3 separate regions of the Homo sapiens genome follow, and regions 1 and 2 are each linked to region 3. A link is a loop called in an ENCODE intact Hi-C map of the cell type or tissue named here. Cell type or tissue: IMR-90. All regions are shown on one strand.

What was found. A loop is a pair of places that touch in the nucleus more often than their neighbours do. Peaks named below come from ENCODE experiments on the same cell type or tissue, not always from the same donor. Only the 100,000 strongest peaks of a DNase experiment are listed, where the experiment ranks them.
Region 1: it touches region 3 in a loop (11-fold over the local background); 19 of 110 quality-filtered maps call a loop at or near these places.
Region 2: a loop joins it to region 3, with 6 times the contacts of the local background. A loop is called at or near these places in 79 of 110 quality-filtered maps.

Annotation. Positions count from the first base shown.
Region 1 is chr20:9,389,412-9,397,411 of GRCh38, reverse strand. It overlaps PLCB4 (phospholipase C beta 4), which reads right to left. Exons shown (of 40, transcript NM_001377142.1): 16 at 7,454-7,533; 17 at 6,797-6,881; 18 at 3,734-3,824; 19 at 1,794-1,889. Among named protein-coding and RNA genes, the nearest start is that of LAMP5, 120 kb to the left of the region's middle. In IMR-90, a CTCF peak has its summit at 3,934 (motif pointing right); a DNase peak (open chromatin) is centred at 3,941.
Region 2 is chr20:9,356,361-9,364,360 of GRCh38, reverse strand. PLCB4 (phospholipase C beta 4) reads right to left here. Exons shown (of 40, transcript NM_001377142.1): 8 at 1,386-1,465. Among named protein-coding and RNA genes, the nearest start is that of LAMP5, 150 kb to the left of the region's middle. In IMR-90, a CTCF peak has its summit at 4,481 (motif pointing right); a DNase peak (open chromatin) is centred at 4,490.
Region 3 is chr20:8,849,010-8,857,009 of GRCh38, reverse strand. The region is part of intron 31 of PLCB1 (phospholipase C beta 1); the gene reads right to left. Among named protein-coding and RNA genes, the nearest start is that of RNU105B, 22 kb to the right of the region's middle. In IMR-90, a CTCF peak has its summit at 3,049 (motif pointing left); DNase peaks (open chromatin) are centred at 1,549, 2,259 and 3,049; H3K4me3 peaks cover 657 bases; H3K27ac peaks cover 1,171 bases.

The sequences.
Region 1 (8,000 bases), 540 kb before region 3:
AGGAGTTTGGGAGACTCCCATGGATGACGCTGAGAGGTTCAAGACTTCAGTGGAGGAAGTCACTGCAGAGGTGGTAGAAAGAGTAAGAGAACTAGAATTTGAAAAGGAGCCTGAACATGGGGCTGAATTGCTGCAATTTCATGATAAAACTTAAACCGATGAGGAGTTGTTTCTTGTGAATGAGCAAAGAAGGTGGTTTCTTGAGATGGAATCTACTCCAGGTAAAGATACTGTGAGCATTGTTGAAATGACAACACAGGATTTAAAATATTACATAAACCTAGTTGAGAAGGCATCACAGCAGGGTTTGAGAGGATTGGCTTCAATTTTGAAAGAAGCTCTGCTCTGGGTAAAGTGTCATCAAATGGCACTGCATGCTACAGAGAAATCTTTTGTGAAAAGAAGGGTCAATTGATGCAGCAAACTTCATTGTTGTCTTATTTTAAAAAATTACCACAGCCAACCCAATCTTTGGCAACTGCCTCCCTGATCACTCAAGGCAAGACCCTCCACAAAAAGATTTCAATATGATGCAGGTTTAGATAATTGTCAGCATTTTTAAGCAATAGGTATTTTTTAATTAAGTTACATTTTTGGACATAATGCTGTTATTGAACACTTACTAGCCTACAGTACAGTGTAAATAATTTCTGTATGCATTGGGAAACAAAAATTCTTGTGAATAATTTTTTTGCAATATTTACTTCATTGTAGTGGTCTAGAACTGAATCTGCAATATTTCCAAGGTATGCCTGTATATAAATCCAAGGCATTGTATAACCAACACAAGTCCTTGTCATTTCGTTCATCAATTCTCATGAAACATAACAAACAAATAATTCTCTAAAATCATCCCCAAACTCTCAAATGACCCATTTACAACTGAACATTATGATTGTTGCTATGTGATCAAAGTAAAAGAGAAGGTAATAGCACATACTCAAATATTTTAAGCAAGACTGCCTTCTTAAAATTATCTAGCTACACAGAGATAATTCTGGTGAGCTGGTTATTTGAAGGAATTTGAACTTGAAATTTTAATACTGGCTTTTAGTTTCTAGTTCACTTTGTGGAGACAAACCAATCATTTGCCTGAGGGTCTCTTAAATTATTTGCCTCTCTACTCTCATCATTAACAGACTCAAGTTCATGTTTTTGTCTATACAAAGGGATTACAAAATGTGCCTTATATTGCTTCCTCTGCCTACTACAGCAAGTGCTTCAGGGATTCTCTGGCTAAGAATTTCTGCTGAATAGCTGAATGGCCAATAGGAAGGGAGATGACAAGGCCATTAAAATTTAGTAGCCAGAAAAAATGGGAAGTGTTTGGCAAAATACCAAGAATACCAAAATATTACTATGAGGAATTAAAACGGCATTATTATATAAAAGGGTCTTCTGAAAGAAATTCCTGGTTTTCTTACTCATTTATTTTTGAAACAAGGCCTCAGTCTGTTGTCCAGCCTGGAGTGCAGTGGTAGGATTACATATAGCTCACTGCAGCCTTGAACCTCTGGGCTCAAGGGATCCTACTGCCTCAGCCTCCCCAGTAGCTGGGACTACAGACACAGGCCACCACGTCTGGCTAATATTTTATTTTTTGTAGACATGGGGTCTCATCTCTACGAAAATGTTGCCCAGGCTGGTCTTGAACTCCTGGGCTCAAGCAATCCTCCCACCTTGGCCTCCCCAAGTGCTGGGATTATGGGCTTGAGCCACTGTGCCCAGCCTGGTTTTCTTATTTAAAAAGTATTTTCAAAGCATGTAACTTAAAATAAAAGCAAACAGCTCACCACTTTCGATCTCCTCTTCATTATCGTCCTCTAAGATGTTTGCTGGGGAGGCAGATTCTCCAGCTTCCATCATGCTTCTCAAAGCTTCCAGCTGTTCTGTTAGCAAAAACACGCAAAGAGATGGTGACAGATGCTAGGTAACATACAAACCCTAGGCCTTGAGATCGACACTGAGGAGGACGTGAAAAGAGAGAAGAAATAGAATGTTCAGGCACCAAGGCACCATGTTTCTAAGGTTCAGCAGTGATCTCTCTCTCGCCATTTCCTGGTGGTCTCGACCTTGTAAGAAACCTGCAACAACCACCTTATATACACATGATGAAGAATTGCGGGGACATGGGTGAAATGCCCAAAATTCTGGTCACCAAGTTTGAGAGGAGGTTCAGTCCTCGTGAAGGATTTAAGGCTAGATAACAAAAGCCCATAATTTGGAGAATCTGGCACAGACCAAGGTTTACGAACAGTTATGGGGAACTGATAGAAAATAGGCAGGTTGGCAACAAAACTTCAGGAAAAAATATTTGCAACTGATTTAATGGGGATTATATCCTACTATACAAAATAAGACTAAATAATTTTTCTATAAGTCAGAAAGATAAAGGTAAACAAAATAATAAAAATGGGAAAACACATAGGGACAAACCACAAATAGTAATATGCAAAAAAGGAGTTATTGAAGACACACAAATAAAAAAACCCCTAAGGTACCAATTTTTTTCTATGAGTTGGACACACATTTAAAAATGGCCAACAGCCAGCATTAAGGATATTGGTGGGAAACAGGCACTCTCATATATGACTGGTGAAGAGTCTAAGGTGGTAGAACTTTCCTAAAAGAAAGCATAACAAACTATATCACAATATAAAATATATATACGTTTTGGCTGAATAACTCTAATTGCACCAATTGATTTCAAGGAGAGGGTTGCACAAACATACAAAATAACATTCAAGCATGTTTATAGTAGTGAAAATCCATCAACTTGGGACTCGTTACATCATGCTATAATAAATGCATACAATTCTATGTCATATATATTAAATTCTATATAGTGTTTCATACATTAGGATTAAAGTTAGTATGTAGATGTATATCCTGCTGATGTAAGTATACTTACTTGGTTAAATTTTAAAAATTTAAACTCAGTATCATTAATATGATCTCAGTCATGTTAAAAATGTGGGTATATATCTACACATGTACATTACGTACATGTGTCTATAGTATATGAATACGTGTATAATATATGTTAGTGCTGTTACTTTCTTACACTTTTCATTGTCTTGATTTTTCTATGGCATTATTGCTTTTGTAATAAAATAAACTGTCATTAACATAATTTAAAATTTTTCATTTAGAATACTTGGGGGGAAAATGAAGTGTAATCATGCCAATATTTGATACCATTAATTCACTGAACTAGGATATACTCTGAAAGAAAATATTTTCAAGGAAATCATCCTGGGAGAATAAAAGGAAACATGTTTATATAAAATCATTTGTCTCTAGATCTCTCTATTCACATATACACAGTCACACACTCATATGTACCTAGTATCCCTAGATAGGTATAGAGCACGGGGCAAACTGAAAAGGGAAACTTATGAGGACTTTAGAGTGTATAAAATTATAAAATGCTGGTTCCTTATATCTTGAGAAATTCTAAAATGCTTCTACTTTCCTCTCAATTTTCCTTGGGCCCTCTCCAAATTCTGGCATTTGAATATATAGATATGCTTTTCCTACTGCATGAATTAATTGATATGGAAATTAAATTTAAATGGAAATGTGGCAATCTTGCTCTGAAAAGTACCTGTAACATCACCCCTACACCCTTCCCCCAAAAATCAGTGGTTTTAAAATAAATTGAATTCTCAACAGCTGAAATGTCCACACATGTTATGTATGCTTCCATTATAAATGTGTGTGTTTCACTTACTTTTTTCAACTTCAGGTTTCAGCCGCTTGTTTTTTATGAGTATTTTTCTTTTGAGGTCATTGGGGGATGGCAAAGCCCTGCCTGGTTCAAGCTAGAGAGAAACAGAAAGAGCTGAATTAAGGAAGGGCTGTGCTTCTCCATTCTCCTTCCCAGTCCAGGAGGAGCCTGGGAGGCCTGGGAGTGATGCAACCCAACACCCACTAGATGGCAGGCGGCACAGCCTTCTGTTTTCACTCCCCAACCCAAATTAGCACACCCATTGAGCTTTTCCTTAGACTAGTGCTGCAAACTTGAAATCCACATAGTTTCCAGAGGTGTGCAGAGCTGCTCCAACCTCCCCAGTGGAGCAGGGGTCTGGCCTGGGATGTGCCGGGGAGGGGTTCCTGCTCCCCAGAGGGCCTTGCACCTTTTAAGTATCTGGTAAAGTGCAAGGGACAATTGTGATGGCTGGGTTCAGAATTAGCTTTCCCAAGTGAGAGGCCCCCCAGATCCCCCCAAGTGTCAGGCTGTATAGTAAGCCTGTCTGCTGAGTAGGCTGACCCAACCCTCAACACTTGAGATTGTGGTTTTGTGGTTTTGTAGGTTTGATAAGGGAATCAAGAAGGGAGTTGTTCCAATTCCTGGAATCTGAACTTGACTACAGCATCATTTGCTTAGATTTATATCTGCAAAGGAGGTGCCCCTGTATGCTATCACCTCTGGTCTACAGAACCGTCCTGTATCTAGTCTTCCATTCCCCATTCCTCCACCCATCTCTCTATATGCCCACCCACCCACCCCTCCACCCATCCATTCATTTTCAAAACTTGCTTTTATACTACTTATTATATGTAAGGCACTGTGCACTCATATGTCTGTCTTGCCTCAAATAAAACCCTTTGTTGAAATGCTGTTTCCTTCCAGCAGCGTGGTATAACTGGCCCATTCCCCAGTGATCTCTCTTGTACCAGGACACCTCCAACAAATAAAGCACCATACGCCATCTTCTTTTCTAGTTATGTGTTCACATTTGTGTCCTGCTCCCACTCCCAAGGTTGAAAGCTCTTTAGCTTTTGGAGCAGGTCTTATTCCCATTTATATTACCCATGCTTCCCCAGACACCTGTCCTGTATTCAAAGGAGAATAGGGTCTTGAGGCAGGGAATATAAGGCCTATTCATGCTGACTTCCTAGAACTAAATCAAATGGAAACACTTCAGCTATGACAGGAAATATCCTCTCCATTTACAAAGGATGTACACCAAGTAAATGACTTTATAACTTTACTTCATCCTATTCATTTACATAGACCGGACACCAAGTAACCAATGGAAACCTCTAGAGGGTATTTAAACCCCAGAAAATTCTGTAACAGGGCTCTTGAGCCCCTCTGCTCAGGCTGCTCCCACCCTGTGGAGTGTACTTTCATTTTCAATAAATCTCTGCTTTTGTTGCTTCATTCTTCCCTTGCTTTGTTTGTGCATTTTGTCCGATTCTTTGTTCAAGATGCCAAGAACCTGGACACCCTTCAGCTGGTAAAAGTATGTGCACATCACTTCACTAAGAATACAGTGAACTTTCCACAAAAGCAATCACCTTAACCTAATCAGAAAGATAAATGGAGGGCCTAGGTAAAAACAAATAAAATAAATCAGAGCTGTTTCTTAGTTTGGGTTCCCTTAAAATCAGCCTCAGAGAAAAGTAGTATTGCACCAGGTCGTCTACTTGGAAGGAAACTCCAACAGAGGTGTGGGAAAGTGAGAAAAAGAAGACAGGCAGCTCATCAAGGGTGTGTTATCACTGCAGCCAGCTGGAGCACGATCCTGCTGGGAAACCCTGGAAGGCAGAGAAGAGCAGGTGCTCAGGGTTATCCCACCTCGGGAGGGATGAAGCATGGGATAGGGGTGATAATTCCCTGGCACTGCTGGTCTTTCATGTGTGGCAGAGCAGGCTCCAGTGACCAGAGCTCACTCTCAGGCAAAAAGCTGTGGATGTTGGCAGTGGAAAGTCAGGCCAGTGTTCAGGGAAACAGGAGGCACTGCAAGGATATGGGCAGGTCACCTGCAGCAACTGCTTCTGCAAGTTCGAGGGAAGAAGGAAGGGGGACAAAGGATACAGATATCCTTGTCTCTCATATTTTTTTTCAGTTCCCATAGACACACTTCTGAAAAGAACCTCATAAAGTGTTTACATGTAGCACAAAGCACCTTCCTGCTGTCATTTGCTGTGATGTTCTTCTGCCACTACCTCATGCTACCAGGTTTGAGCCCATCAGGTGCTGCTGTCAATAGCAGGTCTTTCCACTTTGATTTCATTAGCTGCCTTGGAGCTCATAACATCTTGTGATTGTGGATCTTAATCTCTTGGAGGTCATGGATCCTTATAAAAATGTGATTAACTCTCTAGAATGAGTATATACAAAAAAATTGCATGCAATTAGAATGAATTCACAGATCTCATAAAGCCTATCTATGGAGCACAGGTTAATGTTCTTTGCTTTATGAAGAAATTAGCAGGTTTAACATGAAGTTCAAAAATGTATGTGCAACATTACTCAGTGATTTATTTTGGAGTTAGGAACATGAACTTCAGGATGTCGTGACATCAATCCAGGGCACTTTCCACAGCATGAGCCTCCCATGGGTTCTGAATACCGGGTGCATATACAGTTCACCTGGAGGGCTTTTAAAACACCATGCTCAGGGCTGACCCTGCATCAATTAAATCAGTCTCCAAGTGGGGCCCTGGCACAGGTGTTTTTAACAGTTTTGTAGGTGATTCTAACATGTAACTGAATTTGAGAACAACTGACCTGAATCTGGACTCTTGGCCTGGGTGCTTTATGAAACTTTAAGACTGAGATCTGAAAACCATAAGACCCAAAGATCCTCCAAATGAAATTGAACCAGATGTTTATTTTGTGTCTCTTTACATCCCTCTGAAGCATGATGTAAGCTTTCCGTACCAAAGAATTTAAATAAATATGAAGATCTTTAGCATTAGTCCTCTAGTACTACTTGACCCTTCAGAAATTTTCAAAACAAATCCATTCATGCTAGAAATATGGTTTGTTAAAAATACATACTGGATGTGATTCAAGTGCTTGTTTCAACAGGAGATCCCCAAATAGATCTTCGCAATATTTGGACATCTTGTACTGTTGATATTTGCTGGAGAGAAAAAAGTGGCATTTGTAAATTCAAACACCCATTAACCGTCCAAGAATAAGAAACACCCATTACTAGGCAATTAAAGATTCTCACTTGGCAAAATGCATTATTGTCCTCTTAATGCTAATGTGAGATGTATCAAAAACTTTAACTGGTATAATTTTAAAAGAAGGAGAAGGAGATTCTGTTCCAAAACTAAGAGCTGGAAAGAAGAATAAAAAATGTCTTTCAAGTTCATCAAATCTGATTTCAAATATACTGTCAAATCTTCCAGCTCAATGGAACTTTAAGTAAGGTGTCCCAATCTCTGAACTTTTATTTGGAACAAGTATTTCTGAAACACATTAAAATGATTTGGTTTGGGGGGACAAGGGTGGTTTTTTGTCGTTTTTTCCTTTTTTTGTTGTTTTTTGCTTTGCATAAGAGTAGGTGCCCTTGCTGGAGAATTATTTGAACTTAGTACTTCACAAAACAAACTATTCAGCTATTTAAAAAGTTGTAGAGCAGGAGTGGGCATTAGGGGTTAGGAAACAATACCACATAGAGACTTGTGGCAGAATGGATCATTATACCTGCAGTGATTTTCAAAGGAGAGAATTACAGGATATTCTGATGTGACAAATGCAGTTTCCTTGATGGCTTGAATTACATCCTTTAAAAACAAAAAAAAACGTTAATGAGAGAAAAGAGCAAAAAAATTAAGGCACCCAAAACTATTCAGAGACTATTAATTGAGTCTTTCAGAAAGTCAATTCCAGCAATTCAGACCTGGAGCCCCCATCTACCTTGACACCTCTAAAGGTTGAGTTCCCTGTGGTTATAGCCAGGGTGCAGTTAATGGTTAATGACAATTTTTTAAGCTATCTTTTACTTCTCCAGAATTATGGTGCTATTAACTTACAAGAGATTTCACCTAAATGGCATGCCAGTCTGTGGCTTGTTAATCTGCCAGGCCAGGAGTTCAGAGTCCACCTTTCTTCTTGAGGAGCAGGTGATCTCTGGCACAGAGGTTTTCACTCCCGACCACTGTATGACTCCTCCCCACCTCATGCAGAAAAGTGTGGGTAGTAACCTCAGGACTGCTGGAGGCTTTCACTGACTTTCCTCTGTGTTTGGAAA
Region 2 (8,000 bases), 510 kb before region 3:
GAACACCAGCTTCATAAAGGGATCTGGGCAGGATGTTGTTAGATCTCATGTCAGATAGAGATATTTGTGTCACTCAGGTATAAGCAAGCCTTCTAAAAGTTTTTGACCCTTTAGGACTATCAGTGCCTGAAGTCATAACATCAGAATATCCACTGGGTTTCTCTTTAAAAACACATGCCAGGGCAACTGCAGAGGAAAAGAAGAAGCAGCTGCACAACACATAGAAATAGATAAGACTAAATAACTTTCCTCCACTAAAAGGGTGAAAGAAAATTGGAGGGATACCATAACAAGATAAGTAGTATTGAATAAAGAATACTTTCCAATTTCATCTGCATGGTAATTTTGATTCACAGATGAGGACAGTGAGGCACAAGTGTAAGAATTTGCCATGGTGAAGCCGGGATTTATAGCCTAGAGACCACACCTGTAAGCACCTGCCACAATGACCAGAAGATAAGACATGACAGTACCTTTAGGACTAACCTCTTGGCCCATTGCCAAGTGAGTATGATGAATCACACTCTTGGTGCTGGGGCATAATTTTGAGAGATACAGGCTTATCCCTGCAATTTCTCAACATGGTTCCCCTTGGCACCTCACAACTGCCTGCCAATGGCCCTGTGAAGGCAGATGGCCCCCACCTTCACGGATCACTGCTTTTCAAACTGGCTGACATTTGACTTTGGCTAGGATTCCTTTGTGGGTGATTTTCATGTCACCTTGAAAGGTTAACTTGGGTAGGGTTTAAATCTACCACTGTAGTACTCCTCTGGATTTCAGATACTGTAAGCTGGAGTAATTCCTTCTTTCATGGAAAAAATAAATTTGGAAATCACCATTGGATCCTTGATCAAATCTTTAAATAACTGAATCCTACAGAAAAAAATTCAGAGGTAACTTTGGATCCCTGACGGTGTGCTAAACAAGGAGCACTGCACTTGGGGCTGAGGCTTCTTTTTCAGGTGCATTGGCAAGTGCGTCTCTTGGTCACACTCCTCATTTCTCAGTTTTATGCAGCAGAGGATAGAATTACCCCAGCACTCAGCGATGGCTCCAGACATGCAGAGCTGTCTATCAGAAAACTCAATCTGGGGACACAAAAGCCAGTACCCACAACTGACAGCATACAGAGTGACTGAGGTTCCAGTGTCCTTTGACCATCAACTATTCTTTTCATATAGGTTTTGGGCTATGGGTTTATCATGCATGCCTTTCTACGTGGTATGAAGAGTACAGGTGTGTGTTGGTCAACTCCAAGGTCAGGAGCATGGAGGGAAAGGCAAGCAGGAATTTGGAGGAAGGAACCACCTAGCCTTCATCTCTTCATCTGACCATTTGTTTGATAACTGCCAAGAAAAACGAGTAATGCAAACAACACTCACTGTTTCTTGAGGCATGTCATTGGACTGACGTTGTTGGCCCTGAAGTTGTGTATGATTGATCTCAGGCCTTCTACCCATTGCTGAAAGAGAAAGAAAAAATATTCTTGGTGAGCAAATCTGCTGGAGTCAAATAGAGCAGTTTTTATTAGATAGATTGTATCCATTTTGTGTAATAAAAACACAAACTCTTCTTTTGTCCCTTTCCTGTCACACAGCCATCTATATTTTGCAGGCTCATATTTTATTCTTTAATAAACAGCTTTCATTCTTTCCATGAAGACAAATGTGCCATCTATTGTGCCATTAAACTCTGGGCTGCCACAAAGGAATGTTGCCCACTGACTGACTTGTGAAGCTTTCTATTTGCAGCTTGTTTAAATATAAGCCCTTTTTCAGTTGCTGGCAATCTTAATTATTTCCAACCAGCATTATAAAATACATGACATATTTAACTATTTTCACTTTAGAGGATAAATGAATAGGGGTTCATCAATTTTATTGTGTGATCCTTTCAATCTAAGAGTTTGTTACTTATCTTACCTATGTTTTCCAGCAAAGCCTTAAAAAGAAAAACATTCTTTCATTGCCAGGGTGATCAGAGCAAACAGCGATGTGCTCACATAATTTCTGTATAAGGACTTGGACCTCACTTGTAGTTCATACCATCACTCCACTGTTTTACAAGGACAAGTGAAGGGAAATTGTGCATGGCAGTAGAGGAATTTGGGTCTCTAAAAGGGCATTTACTAGAAAAGCTCAGCCCATGAATTAAGGCCAACTCTGCCCTTGGGTCCAAAAACTGATGCCAATGAATGCCATAGAAGAATCATACCCTCGGCAAAACACTTCGTAGCAAATTGACATTTGGGTTAAATAGAACGGTGGCCCACACATAAGCTGATTCCTTACCTTCTTAGGTTTACAGCCTGACTGCTTAGATTTGCGGCTTAGTGCTGAGGAAGGAAAAATATCTTGGAATAGATAGTAATATAGACGTATACTCTATATGCACTGTCTAGTATGGTATCCACTAGACACATATGGCTATTTAAATTTAATAAATATAAAGTTCAGTGTCTCATTTGCACTAATCACATTTTACATGCTTAAACATCAACATGGGGTTGATGGCTCAGACAGTGCAGATAATTTCCATCATCACAGATGGGACTGTTGGACAGCACTGCCCAGTAGAACCAGGTTTTAAAAAGTCAAGCAATTTAATCTCTGTAAGGGCAAAGGTGATGACTGCGTTCTAACAGAGTATGGTTTTGTTTTGTTTTTTGCTGTTTAACCTTTCTTTTAATTTTAATTGTGTTAAAAATGGACATAACATAACATTTATCACCTTCACCATTTTTAAATGAAAAATTCAGTGGCAGTAAGTACATTCATGTTGTTATGCAACCAACATAACCAGCCATCTCCAGAACTCTTTTCATCTTGCAAAACTGAAACTCCATATCCATTAAATAACTCCCCATCTCCCCCTCCTCCCAGCCATTGATAAATATTAATACCATTCTCCTTTCTGTCTCTGTGATTCTGACTATGCTAGGTGCCTCATATAAATGGAACCATACAGAATTTGTCATTTTGTGACTGGCTTTCTTCACTTAGCATAAAGTCCTCAAAGTTCATCCATGCTCTACCATGTGTCGGAATTTCTTCCCTTTTAAAGGCTGAATAATACACTCATCCATTCACCTCTGATGGACTCCCTGTCCATTGTGAATTGCATGTCTGCTATGAATATTGATACACAAATAAGTTACTGCTTTCAATTCTTATTTATGGATAAATAACCAGATGTGGAACTTCTGGATCATATAGTAATTCTATTTTTTAATTTTTAAAGGAAATACCATACTGTTTTTCATCGTGGCCATACCATTTTTCCCCCACCAACAAAGGACTGCAAATGCAACAAGGGAACCCTTTTGCTCAGGGTTCTAATTTGTCTACATCCTCAACAACACTTGATATTTTCTGGGTTTTTTTGTTTGTTTGTTTCTTTTTTTAAGTAGTAGCCAAACTAATGGATGTGAATCTAACAGTTTTTGCTGATCCTGGTCACACCTAACAGTTTTCTGAGGGAAGACTTAGGGGTTATAAGAGGTAAATTTTCTTTTGTGACTAGCAAAAGCAGAGCTGTAAATAGCATCGAAAGCCTCAGCAAGCATCATAGTGGGGTCAGGATTCTGAAGGAAGATGAAGAAATGAAATAGTAGAATTAAAGAAATGCCTCAATTATTTTTCATCAGCAGAACTCACTTCCTCTGTCAGGCTAAATATGGACTATAACTCCCTGCAGACTATCAAATATCCTGTTATTGACCTAACAAACCACAGGCCCACACAGAGTTTCCCAAGAATAGACAGAAAAAGCACAAATAATTGGGTTGGCATTAACTGGGATGCATTTTCTCAACCTGCAGGCTTACTACATGTTCTAAAACACAAAACAAAGTCCATAGTTTCCTAGACAAAAAAAAAAAAAGTGGACAATTTCTGAGACTGTTCACTGGGCTTTTTCTGATCATTCTAATTTAGTTGTTTGTCGAAATAAATTACAGAGATGGTGCACTTTGAAGAGGCTTAAATAACTTTCATTCATCTTTTGAACATACAACGCTGGCAAGGAATCTTGTTTATTGTGATGGAAAGGTCAGTGAGAGTGACCTTTAAGGCCATCACTCCAGTGACAGGGCCCATGCTTTAGTTAGTAGGAAATGCCACCAGCATCCTCAGAAGCCCTAAAGGGAACTGGGAGGGAAGGTTGCTGCCTCTTTCTTCTTGCAATGATGAAAGTGAGGTCAATGGCCTTGCCTAAGGTCACAGAGCAGCTGGTGCAGGGCAGACAGGCAACAAGAGCTCTGTGGTACATTCTTCGTGTTGGGGATTTTTATTTTCACCCAATGGCTTGCCCACACTTCTCTCCTCACGACATGGTAAAGGCCCCTTCTATTATCGTTCAGGTAAAGTACAAGTAACATAACAAGGGCAAAGGACTGCAGGAAAAATATTAATGATTCTTTGTCTTGTTGGGGTTTTTTTAACATAAAGTAGATGAAATGCCAGCAGGTGTCAGTAGAGCCCTGGAGTTTTGTTGGAAAGTTACGCCAGGCGTGAACTAGATGCCTATCAACTTGTTTGACCATTTCCAGACTAACAGAAGCAATAAACCACGAATTGGATTCTTTCTTGAATTGCTGAAAATAAGCTCGTGTGGTAATCATCTACATAGTGTCCAGGAAGCGCATTTTCCAGTCCTTGGAACACAAGTCATTGGCTGGATGGCGACACGCTCCTGAGATGACTTCTGCCACACGGGGCACTTTCCTTCTGGTCCGGCCACCCCAAGCCGAAGCCTGAGCCTGGGTGCTAGGGAACCAGACCACAGGAGGTCGGCTCTGATGTTCGGATCAGCACGGTTTCCCTGTTTCCCTAGCAGCTTGTTAATTGCTACTGTTCTCCCATTTTTTTAACCTTTTCTAACCATTCCTAAGTTAACTTAAAGTGTGTTTCAGCCCTTCTAAGAAGAAGGGGGAAAGAAAGACTCTTCAAGGGACTTGAGGGCTTGTGCTGAATTGTTTGGAGGGCAAGGAGAGAAAGAGAAGCTGCCTCTAATTCTCTCCTGGAGCTTTTGACCTCTCCTCTGGGACTCCTTAAATTTATTTTCACCACCCCAGGCCCTGTCCAACTTCCAGGCATATGTTTAGACCTTGCTCTTACCCATCTATCACCTTTGCCCCGGGAACATTAGGACTGACATAGACAAAAATAATCCCTTTCCCATGAAAATACAAACGTAGAGAGACACAGATACAACAAACACAAACCAAAAATACTATGAACTTACACTGAGCATATATTTTACTTTTTTCTTTTAAAAATATTGGTTAGGGTTTTTCCCCCAGTTTATGAAAACAATATTTAAATATGCTTCATAGGAAAGTGTAAAGCAAAGAAATACACAGTAAGAAGTAAACATCACCCCAAATCTCATGACGTATATTAAGAATTGGCCACCAATAACATTTTGCTTTCGGTATTTCCTTTTTTTGTTGTTTTTTTGAGATGGAGTCTTGCTCTGTCGCCCAGGTTGGAGTGCAGTGGTGGGATCTCGGTTCACTGCAACCTCTACCTCCCAGGTTCAAGCGATTCTCCTTCCTCAGCCTCATGAGTAGATGGGATTGTGGGTGCCCACCACCACTCTCGGCTAATTTTTTTTTTGTACTCTTAGTAGAGAGGGGGTTTGACCATGTCGGCCAGGGTGTGTTGAACTCCTGACCTCAGATGATCTGTCCGCCTTGGCCTCCCAAAGTGCTGGAACTACAGGCGTGAGCCACCGTGCTCAGTCTGCTATTGGCATTTCTAAGCTTTCACTAGGCACAGGCTGGCCCGTCATCCTAAAATAACTAGTCCTATTATTCATCAGGCAGCACTACTTCCAATCTTAGGGTTCCAATCTTATCTCTAGGTTTTGATCCTGAAGAATTATTTTTCGTCTTTAGTCAAAGAAGCATATTGTCAATGGAAAAATGAACAGAGACCCTGTGGCACTCTCCAAGTTTGTGATGTAATTTTCTCCAAAGGGACTCAGTAGCATCCTCCTTCATCTTTTGATGTTTGGCTCTCTGTTTTCACAGAAGAGGCTACTAGTGAAGGTATCTTAATTAAGTTGTTCAAAAGTTAACTAGAGGCTTGTTATTAAAATGTAGTCTGGGGACCAGCAGCATCAGGATCACCTGGGAACTTGTTAAAATGCAAATTATCAGGCCTCCGGCTGAATCAATCTTCAGGATGGGAAATAGGAATCCACGTTTTAATCAGCCTTCCCTGTGATTCTTTTGCACACACACATTTAAGAAGCACTGTTGCAAACCCTTACTACTCAAAGGGCCCCAAGACCAACAGCATCAACATCATCTGGGAGCTTGTTAGGAATGCAGAGTCCCAGGTCTCATCCCAGAACCATGGAATCAGAATCTGCATTTTAGCATGATCCCCAGATGACTGGTGTGCACATTAGAATTTGAGAATCATAGGTCTAAAAGAGCAGCCCCCCTCAACTTGGAGTTCTCCTTCCACTGCCCATATAAGATGTGAGTTTGGTTTTTGTCTTTGTTTGACACACAACAAAATACAATATATGGGTAGCTTATAAGCAACAGAAATTTATTTCTCACAGTTCTGGGGGCTGGAGAATCCAAGATCAAGGCGCCAACAGATTCAGTGGCAGCTTTCTAGTTCATAGGTAGTGCCTTCTAGCTATGTCCTCATGCAGTGGAAAGGGCAAGGGGGCTATCTGGTACCTTTTTAAAATAAGGACACTAATCCTCTTCCTGAGGGCTCCACACTCATGACCTAATCACCTCCCAAAGGCCCCATCCTCTAATGCCATCACCTTAGAGGGTAGGATTTCAGTTTATTAATTTTGGTGGGACACAAGCATTCAGGACACAGCAGTTTCCTAAGGGAGCTGCTGTTTCTGAGAGTGACTACACACAGGATATTCTATCTCATAGTGATAGCCCTGGGAAGAGCCCCATGGTTCTAGACCCACTCTTGGTTTTTGTCATGTCCCACCCCACCTGGGCTGAACAAATGTGTTCACTAGAATGGAAACTCTGACCTTTTTAGGGGATTGAAGTTCACATTTCTTGTATGTGGAAGCAAGAGGATGCAAGATGCTATAGGCAGCAGCTTTCATCTTCCCTATATCTGAGCTGTGAGAATAATCAATGACGGGGCCATCTGAAATATTTAAAACATGGGAACTTCTTGGTATCGACAACTCACAAATCTAGATCAATTAATTTTGTTGTTTTCTTGTTTTACTTTTCTATTTGTTTTGAGACAGGGTTTTGTTCTGTTGCCCAGGCTGGAGTGCAGTGGCCACAATCAAGGCTCACTGCTGCCTTGACCTCCCTGGGTCCAGATGATTTTCCCACCTCAGCCTCCCAGAAGCTGAGACCACAAGTGTGAGCCACCACACCCAGCCAATTTTGGTATTTTTTGCAGAGATGGGGTCTGGCCATGTTGCCCAGGTTGGTCTCAAACTCCTGGGCTCAAGCTATGTATCTGCTTCGGCCTCCTAAAGTGCTGGGATTACAGGCATGAGCCACTGCACCTGGCCCATTTTTGTTTAAGTGAATGGAGATAAGAAAAAGTTGGCATTTTTCAAGTAGCTACTTTCAAGGTGCCTAAATTGCTCTATCCATCAGTTTTAATCTGCTCAAATAATATGTCAGGAATGTATATAATTTGAAATATAGTTTTTGACTCCTTGGCACTGTGAATTCTGTTAAGACCTAAAGGGCATTCAAGAGAAATAAGACACATTTCCATGCACTTGGAGCAAACTATGAAGCTTTTCAAATAAAGATTGCCACAGGATCTAATCTTGTCTAAGATAGAATTCCTTATAAGGTGCTTAGATGTAAAACTGCAACATTTCACAAATCTACAGATGAAGGCTATTCAGTGCAGGAACTACACCTTCATCTTAAGCTAGAAATTTAGTTTCATGAAGGCATTTGAGTTTTAGCTTGCCATGAAATATAGCCAGTGCCTCAGATTCTAAAATAAATAGGGACTGTAGATAAATCA
Region 3 (8,000 bases):
CAGCAGAGCTGTCCACCTCATGCTCAGTTGACTCCAGACACATAAGTGAGAACAACTAAGACCAGGAGAACTTCCCAGCTCACCAGCTTGTGGATAATAATAAATGCTTATTGTTTTAGGCCCCTGAGTTTTGTGGTGGAATTTGTTATACAGCAATAGCTAACTGATACAACAAATTCATGGACTTAGGATTTTCTTCCACAAAGTGAACACACCCATTTAACCAGCACTCAGATCAATACCAGCACTCCATAAGACCTCTACCTGCCACCTTCCAATCACTAGCCATCCTGTCCCCTACCCAAGATAGCATATTTTCTAACTCTTCATATACACTGAATAATAATGTATATACTTTTTTGTGTCTGGCTCTTTTTATTTATTTATTTTTTTGAGACACAGTCTTGCTCTGTTGCCCAGGCTGGAGTGCAGTGGTGTGATCTCGGCTCACTGTAAACTCCACCTCCCTGGCTGAAGCAATTCTCATGCCTCAGCCTCCCCAGTAGCTGGGAACTACAGGCGTGTGCCCCCACGCCCAGCTAATTTTTGTATTTTTAGTATAGACAGGGTTTTATCATGTTGGCCAGGCTGGTCTCGAACTCCTGGCCTCAAGTGATTCACCAGCCTCAGCCTCCCAAAGTAAGCAACATATTTTTAAGTGAAAAATTGTAGGCTCCCCCAAATTTTATACAGTATAGGTTCAGTATGGTCCTTTAACTTACATTATCATATTTCAATATGATACTCCATATGATACCATTTTTATGAAGTTAAAACAACTAAGATAAAAAAATAAAGTGTTATAGGAATACATATGCATGATATATATGCACATGTATATCTATAACCATGTAAATATAAAAAACAGGAATATATACATGCACACGTTTCAGATTCATTGTTACCTTGAAGGGCAGAGGGTGGAGAATGAAAGGCCAGGGTACCAGAGGGGGAGAAACCAGTATTGTAGTTTTTGTGGTGTATATGGGTGTGTATTATATTATAAATACAGTAATATGGTCTTGCATGGACCAATGAGAAGGAGGTTGTTCATCCAATTTTCAAAATGTGTGTGTAGAGCTACCTAAATAAAGTAGGAGAACAGAAGGGAAGAAAGGGTTCTAAAAAATAACCAGTCTGTGGCAAATTTTACATCTGAGAAGACCAAAAAGACTGAAGACCACAAAATTTAAGTGACTTGGCCAGAAGTCATTCAGATATTCTTATGACATGAATTTGATATGAAGAAAATACATTTTAAAGGTAGTTTTCCCCCCTTATGGTTTATGGTTGAAGCAGATTCTATTTTCTTACAAATGCTGTGTTCTGATATTTAAAATGTTGTCTGGCATCATTAGGTCTCAATCCCTTCTTAGAACAAAATGTTCCTGCTCTCTCCCATTTGAAGAGTATTCTTTCTTCAGATGAGTTTTCTAAACTTTCCTATTAAACTTGCTGGAATGTGAATGGGGAAATTAGAAAGATTTTTGTTTTTTTGTGTGTCAGTGAGGTGATTCATCACAGCACATTTCTTAGAATTTGGAGGGAATCCTGGGTCTGGGAGTGCTGGTGACTTGGAACAGGTTCTGCTGCAGCTGGGTGAACTTGGTCTTTGTAGACTTCTCTCTCAAGTTTATCTCAAGAGGGGGATTTGACCAAAGAGTTAGAATGGAAATAATGGCATTCTTCTCCCATTTCTTATTTCTGACCTAACAGCACAACTCAAAATATACTCAGGTGTTCTTTTATCTTGTGAGATAACTCCCTAGAATTGGTGGGAGTGAGTGGGGGGGGAAGAATCTGCTCTCCCCTGCACCCCTTACCCCATTTCTGAAATGTCTGAATCTTTCTTCCTTCCAATCATATGCTCAAGAATATCAAAAAGAGAAAGATTTCCAAGTCAGTTCTACATTTTGATCACATCCCCCTATTAATCATATGTTTTTGCTACCATCTGCAACAGAGAGAAATTTTAAATTCATTGTGCATACATCGTTTAAAATTTCCCCTCTCCGTTATGTTATTTAAACTTTTCCTACATATCAATTAGTTTGAAATAATAAGTCTTTAGGCTATCCATTAATTGCTGTACTGTAGACATGATCTGTATTTAAAATTATGCAAGGAAAATTAAGCTGAAGCACGAAGGAGTCTTGGCTAACGGTGAAGGCTTCTTAGCCCTTCAGAGCAAGAACTGAGATAACGAGGACAGGAAATACACAGGAGGCTCCTTGCCGAGTTTGTCGTTCGCCAGCGTGGAGACGTGAAAACAGACTGCTCCAGCTGTGGGCTCTTCCTCGCTTTTCAGTTTTCCTTTTGAATTCTTACTGTATTTGGTCATGCCGAGGCAGAAGAAAACGATTGTCAGCCAAAGGTCCTTTTCCAGTAGAAATTTATTATAAATAGTTTAACAGCAACTTGGCTTCGTAATTAATTTCCCTACTCCCCTCCCCTTGCAAAAAACAACACATCTCCATTCTGTAATCTTGATTAAGTTTGTGGCAGGTAGAAGGGCCTGGACCCGGGAGAAGAGGAGAAAAAGGAGAGGTGTTGGGGCTGGTAGCCTTACTCATTAGTGCCTTGATTTTAGTAAACACCATGGTGTTATTGGAAGAAATATTACTTAGAATGAAGAAGAAATCACAGAACTCTCTGTTGCTTGTTCAGAGCCCCTGAGGCCTGGGACCTCTGCAAGATTCTCGGCTTCCTAATAACCAAGGCTCTAGGCAGTGCTAAAAAAAAATGCCCTCTGAGATCTGTCTGCCTGATCTAGTCCCACCCTGTTGGGTGGTAGTTTCAGCAACTGAGGACTGTGCAATTGAGTTTTGCACACTGGAAAAAGAAAGATGGAACGAGTGTTAGAAAGTGGCTCATGGGTGACATTTTTCAGATCTTCCCTACCCAGGAAAGTTTAAGTTTATGGATGTTTATTTTGCCTTTGTGAGCTCTTCCTTTTTTCCCTCTGGCTTCTTGTTTTTGCCTCATGATTAATCATTTTGACTGCAGATCTGGCAATGTCAAGCATTGTGGGGCTCCTCTTGCCCTCTAGTGGTGAAATAGTAAAGTACAGCACTCGAAATACCATATGCCCATTACGAGTAAATGGTTAGAGCTTGGGAGAACAGCGCTTCTTTGTTGAATAACGCTTTGAAGCTTACACACACAATCACATAAAATGCCTCAGCACAGGGGACTGTGGAAGGAGAAGAAAGCGTCTTATTCTGAGTGTCATCATTTAGGAGACTCACACAAAAGTAAGAGAATCTTTCTAGGGAAATGTTCTCTTTTCTTTGCTTGAACTGAAGTTGCAATTTAGAGGCAGTTACCCTTAACCCTGGCATTTTTTTTCCCCCAGTACAAGTGTTCATAGAAGCACCACATGTAATAGGCAAAAGCTGGAAACAACCTAAATGTCCATCAACAGTGGAATGGGTAAATGAAGTGTGGTGTATTCACATACTTTATAGCAATTTTTAAAAACCCGACTACAGCTATCTACAACAACAAAAAAAGAAGCCAGATGCAAAGAACTATAGACTGTATGACTGTTTATATAAAGTTGCAAAACAGAAAAACTAATCTCTGTGTTGACTGACATCAGAATAGCTGTTACTTCCGGATGGAGGTAGTACTGACTGGGTTGGAGCACGAGGGAAGTTTCTGGGGTGTTGATAATGTTCTGTATCTTGACACAAGTGGTAATTTCATAAATTCTGTAAAAATTTGTCAAGCTGCATACTTTTTATCTGGGCATTTAATTTTTTCCTGAGGCTATCTTATATGGACTAATAACCTACTTTATTTTATTTATATAACTAATTGTCATGAGCATACTATTGGATTTATTTCCTTATGTGCCCAAAGTTCCTTTGATAAATACTTTTTTTAAATTTTGTGATAAGCCATTTTTCAGAAAATTCAATATGCACATGTTTTCATATCATCTGTAAATTCATGCATTCTGTGGAAGTTGTTTTTAGAGATGCTTCCACTTTCCAGGTGGTGACACTCACCTGACCTGCCTGACACTCATGTCCCCAATGGATATGGGGGCTGCCACACTGTAAACTGACATAATGTAACTTCTGGCCACCACTCAGGGGCAGTAACAAAATCAGAGGTCACTTCATGACACCTGGAGCCAGCCAGGGGCTATTGGATGTGATCATTCTGGTATACTGTGCTTCTGTTACCTGTAGGATCTAGCATTGGTGAGGTAAGATGGTTGGTAAATATTATAAGAAAACAATAAACATTACAAACCGGGAAAGAGTTGAGAAAATTGGAGAGCAAACTATGCTTTTGGAGATTTGTGGGGGCCTCTGGCACTTTCCAATCTTAGGATGTAAAAGTGAGCCTTCTCACACTAAGCCAATTAATCCAAGAAGTGAGTGCCTCCTTATTCACTGTGTGCCCCTTGTCTGTAACTGACCCTCTACTGATGTGGCTTCTGTGGACAAAGGAAAGGTTAGAAGAGCAGATTTCCCAGGACCACAGGCCCATCTTAAGGAGGCTGGGATATGGCTAGTGGGAGTTCTGCCTTCCTCCACTTCTTGGGACAGAGGCCCTGATGTCAGTCCTGGAATATCAGGAATAAGGTAACTCAGAGTAGTTTCTGTCATTAGACTCAGACTGGATTGGACAGAATTGGTTTTGCTCAACTCTGTCCTGGAGGATTGTTTTGTGGTTGATGAAAAGGAACACTTTGTAACACAGCAATTTTCTTAGGTTCTTCAATTAGGAGTTAGAAAAATGATGGATCTTTCTTTTGGGAGACCAGCAAAAAGATATTCGCTAATGTCAGTAGGTACAATTTAGAAATGACACTTAGTAACCCCAGATGTGGCTGAAATGACAGAATAATTAGGAGGCAGAGATAAAACCTGGCAGCAGGAATGAACTGAGACAGCAGCCTATTTTGCAACTTTATATAAACAGTCATACAGTCTATAGTTCTTTGCATCTGGCTTCTTTTTTTGTTGTTGTAGATAGCTGTAGTCGGGTTTTTAAAAATTGCTATAAAGTATGTGAATACACCACACTTCATTTACCCATGCCACTGTTGATGGACATTTAGGTTGTTTCCAGTTTTTGCCTGTTACATGTGGTGCTTCTATGAACACTTGTACTGGGGGAAAAAGATGCCAGGGTTAAGGGTAACTGCCTCTAAATTGCAACTTCAGTTCAAGCAAAGAAAAGAGAACATTTCCCTAGAAAGATTCTCTTACTTTTGTGTGAGTCTCCTAAATGATGACACTCAGAATGAAAAAAAATGAAAAAAATGAAAAAAAAAAAAACCAAAAAAAGAAATGGAGATGGAAGCACAGGGCTGATGACTTCTGATGGATAGCAGCAGCTGGGGTGACTATGGCAGACATCACTAATCAATCTTAGTGGTACTTCCAGGCCATCTAGATAGCCTTGGAATCCTTATCAACAAAAAGTCCCAGGCATCTGCTACCATATGATGGAGTTGGCATGCAAAAAGTAACCCACTACCATACAGGATAAGGCACTTCGAACTGAAAGTTGAGTAGACACTCAGGGTTATTTTGCAGCCCAGTATAAATCTTCAAGCAATGACTACCTCCTAGGCTACTGTGGCCTGTTGAAGCAAGTTTATATAAGCAAACACATATATCATAAATTGCTAGGGACCTTGAATAACAGGAAATTAGCAGTTATTAAATGCAAATGACTTTAGGAGGAAGAGAGGTAAAGAAAAAGAGTGAAAAGCACTGGTGGTAGTCAGTGGTGGTATGTGAGTATAAGGTAACAAACAGTGATGGTGACTGTGGCTAAAGGGAGCACACAAGGTCATCTAATCGGGGATTCCACTCCTCAGATCCAGCTAATTGCTGCCAAGTCCATTGGAACATGGCCCCAGTGAGCCAGGTCTTTGAATATTTCAATTAAAGCAAGGAAACATTTTTAAAGGATATCTCCTTATTTTTAAAGTTGGCATCCTGTTCAACAAGAAGATGAAAGAACACTAAGAAAAAAACATTATAACAATGTGTGAGTACAATAAACCATGTTTGTGGATTATTCAGCCAGGTTACTGGTTGCGATCTCTGGCTTAAAGATTTTGGTTGGAATAGGAGCATCAGAGACAGGCTTCTGAAATAGGCTGCTGTCTCGGTTCATTCCTGCTGCTATAACATAATATCTTAGACCAGGTAATTTATAATTAATAGAAATTTATTTCTCACAGTTCTGGAGGCTGGGAATTCCAAGACCATGGCACCAGAAGATTTGGCGTCTGGTGAGGGCTCATCTCCTGCATCCAAGATGATACCTTTTTGCTGTGTCCTCACATGGCAGAAGGGCAAAAAGAGCAAAGCAGGCTCCCTCAAGCCCTTTTATAAGGGCACTATCCCCATTCATGGAGGTAAGGCCCTCATGACCTAAACCTCGTAAAGTCCTCACTTAATACTGTTTTACTAGGGATTAAATTTCAGCATGAATTTTGAAGGGACACATATATTCAAACCATAGCAACTTTATTCCTATTTTTTCGGATGTTAGAATGAAAAATCACCAGTCAACTGCCTTGGGAAGTTTAGCCTTTTATCTTTTCCTAACCCAGTAAAGGGAGCCTGGTCTGCTTTCTCAGGAATGTTTGACTCTGGATGTTCCTCTTCATCCATAATTCATGAGCACTATTGGTGCTACTACCTACATTTATACAGCGTCTTACATGCATGAACACACTGCCTGGCTCTGGAAGCACGATTAGAAAATGTTGTGCCTGTGGGTATTTTTGAGCATTTTAGTTTGCCCAAAAGCTGAAGAGTGTCTGCTCTGGCTATGACAGACATTAATATTCACAGTGGCATCTCCTTTGCTCAAGAAAAAAGAAATCTGCTGGGAGTCACACAGCTCTAAATTGAAATCTGTGCACATTTACACTTACGTGTTTTAAAGAGCTGGTTTAGAGTAGTGGTTTAGAGCACATGAGTTCTAGGGCCGGGCTGCTTCGTTCTTTTTTTTATTTTTAGACGGAGTCTTGCTCTGTCGCCAGGCTGGAGTGCAGTGGCGTGATCTCGGCTCACTGCAACCTCCGCCTCCTGGGTTCAAGCAATTCTCCTGCCTCAGCCTCCCAAGTAGCTGGGACTACAGGCCTGCACCAGCATGCCCAGCTAATTTTTGTATTTTTAGTAGATATGAGGTTTCACCATGTTGGCCAGGATGGTCTCGATCTCTTGACCTCGTGATCCGCCCACCTTGGCCTCCCAAAGTGCTGGGATTACAGGCATGAGCCATCGCGCTCAGCCCTGCTTGGTTCTTTTTTTTATATTTTCTTTTAATTTTTAATTTAATTTTATTTTATTGAGATGGAGTCTTGTTCTGTCACCCAGGCTGGAGTGCAGTGGCATGATCTCGGCTCAACGCAACCTCCACCTCCTAGATTCAAGCGATTCTCCAGCCTCAGCCTCCCACATAGCTGGGACTACAGGCGCACACCATCATGCCCTACTAATTTTTGTGTTTTTAGTAGAGATGGGGTTTTGCCATGTTGGCCAGGCTAGTCTCGAACTCCTGACCTCAGGTGATCTGCCTGCCTCGGCCTCCCAAAGTGCTGGGATTACAGGTGTGAGCCACCGCACCCGGCCCTGCTTGGTTCTTAACTCTGTCAGTGAATAGTTGTATGAGCTTGAGCCAGTGGCCAGTCTGCATCTCAGTTTCCTTACATAAAATGATAATGATGGAGCTGACATCATAGATATTGTGGATGATTACAGAAGACAGCTCAGTGCTTGGGTAGGTAGTAAGAACTCAATATCAAGATTTTGAATAATCTCTCATTAGTCAAAAAATGGGAAGCAGTGCCCACTTGAGTGTTTGGCTTCTCTTTTATTTCTACGACCACATATAACTATAGCATTTTAGCAGAAAGAGCTTTGAGAAGCAGAGGGTGCAGTCAGCCTAAATTTCCCTCTCTTGTTCTGAAAGCCTGCAGCCATTCTCTCCCAGGACAAACTGTTTACAGATTCTAA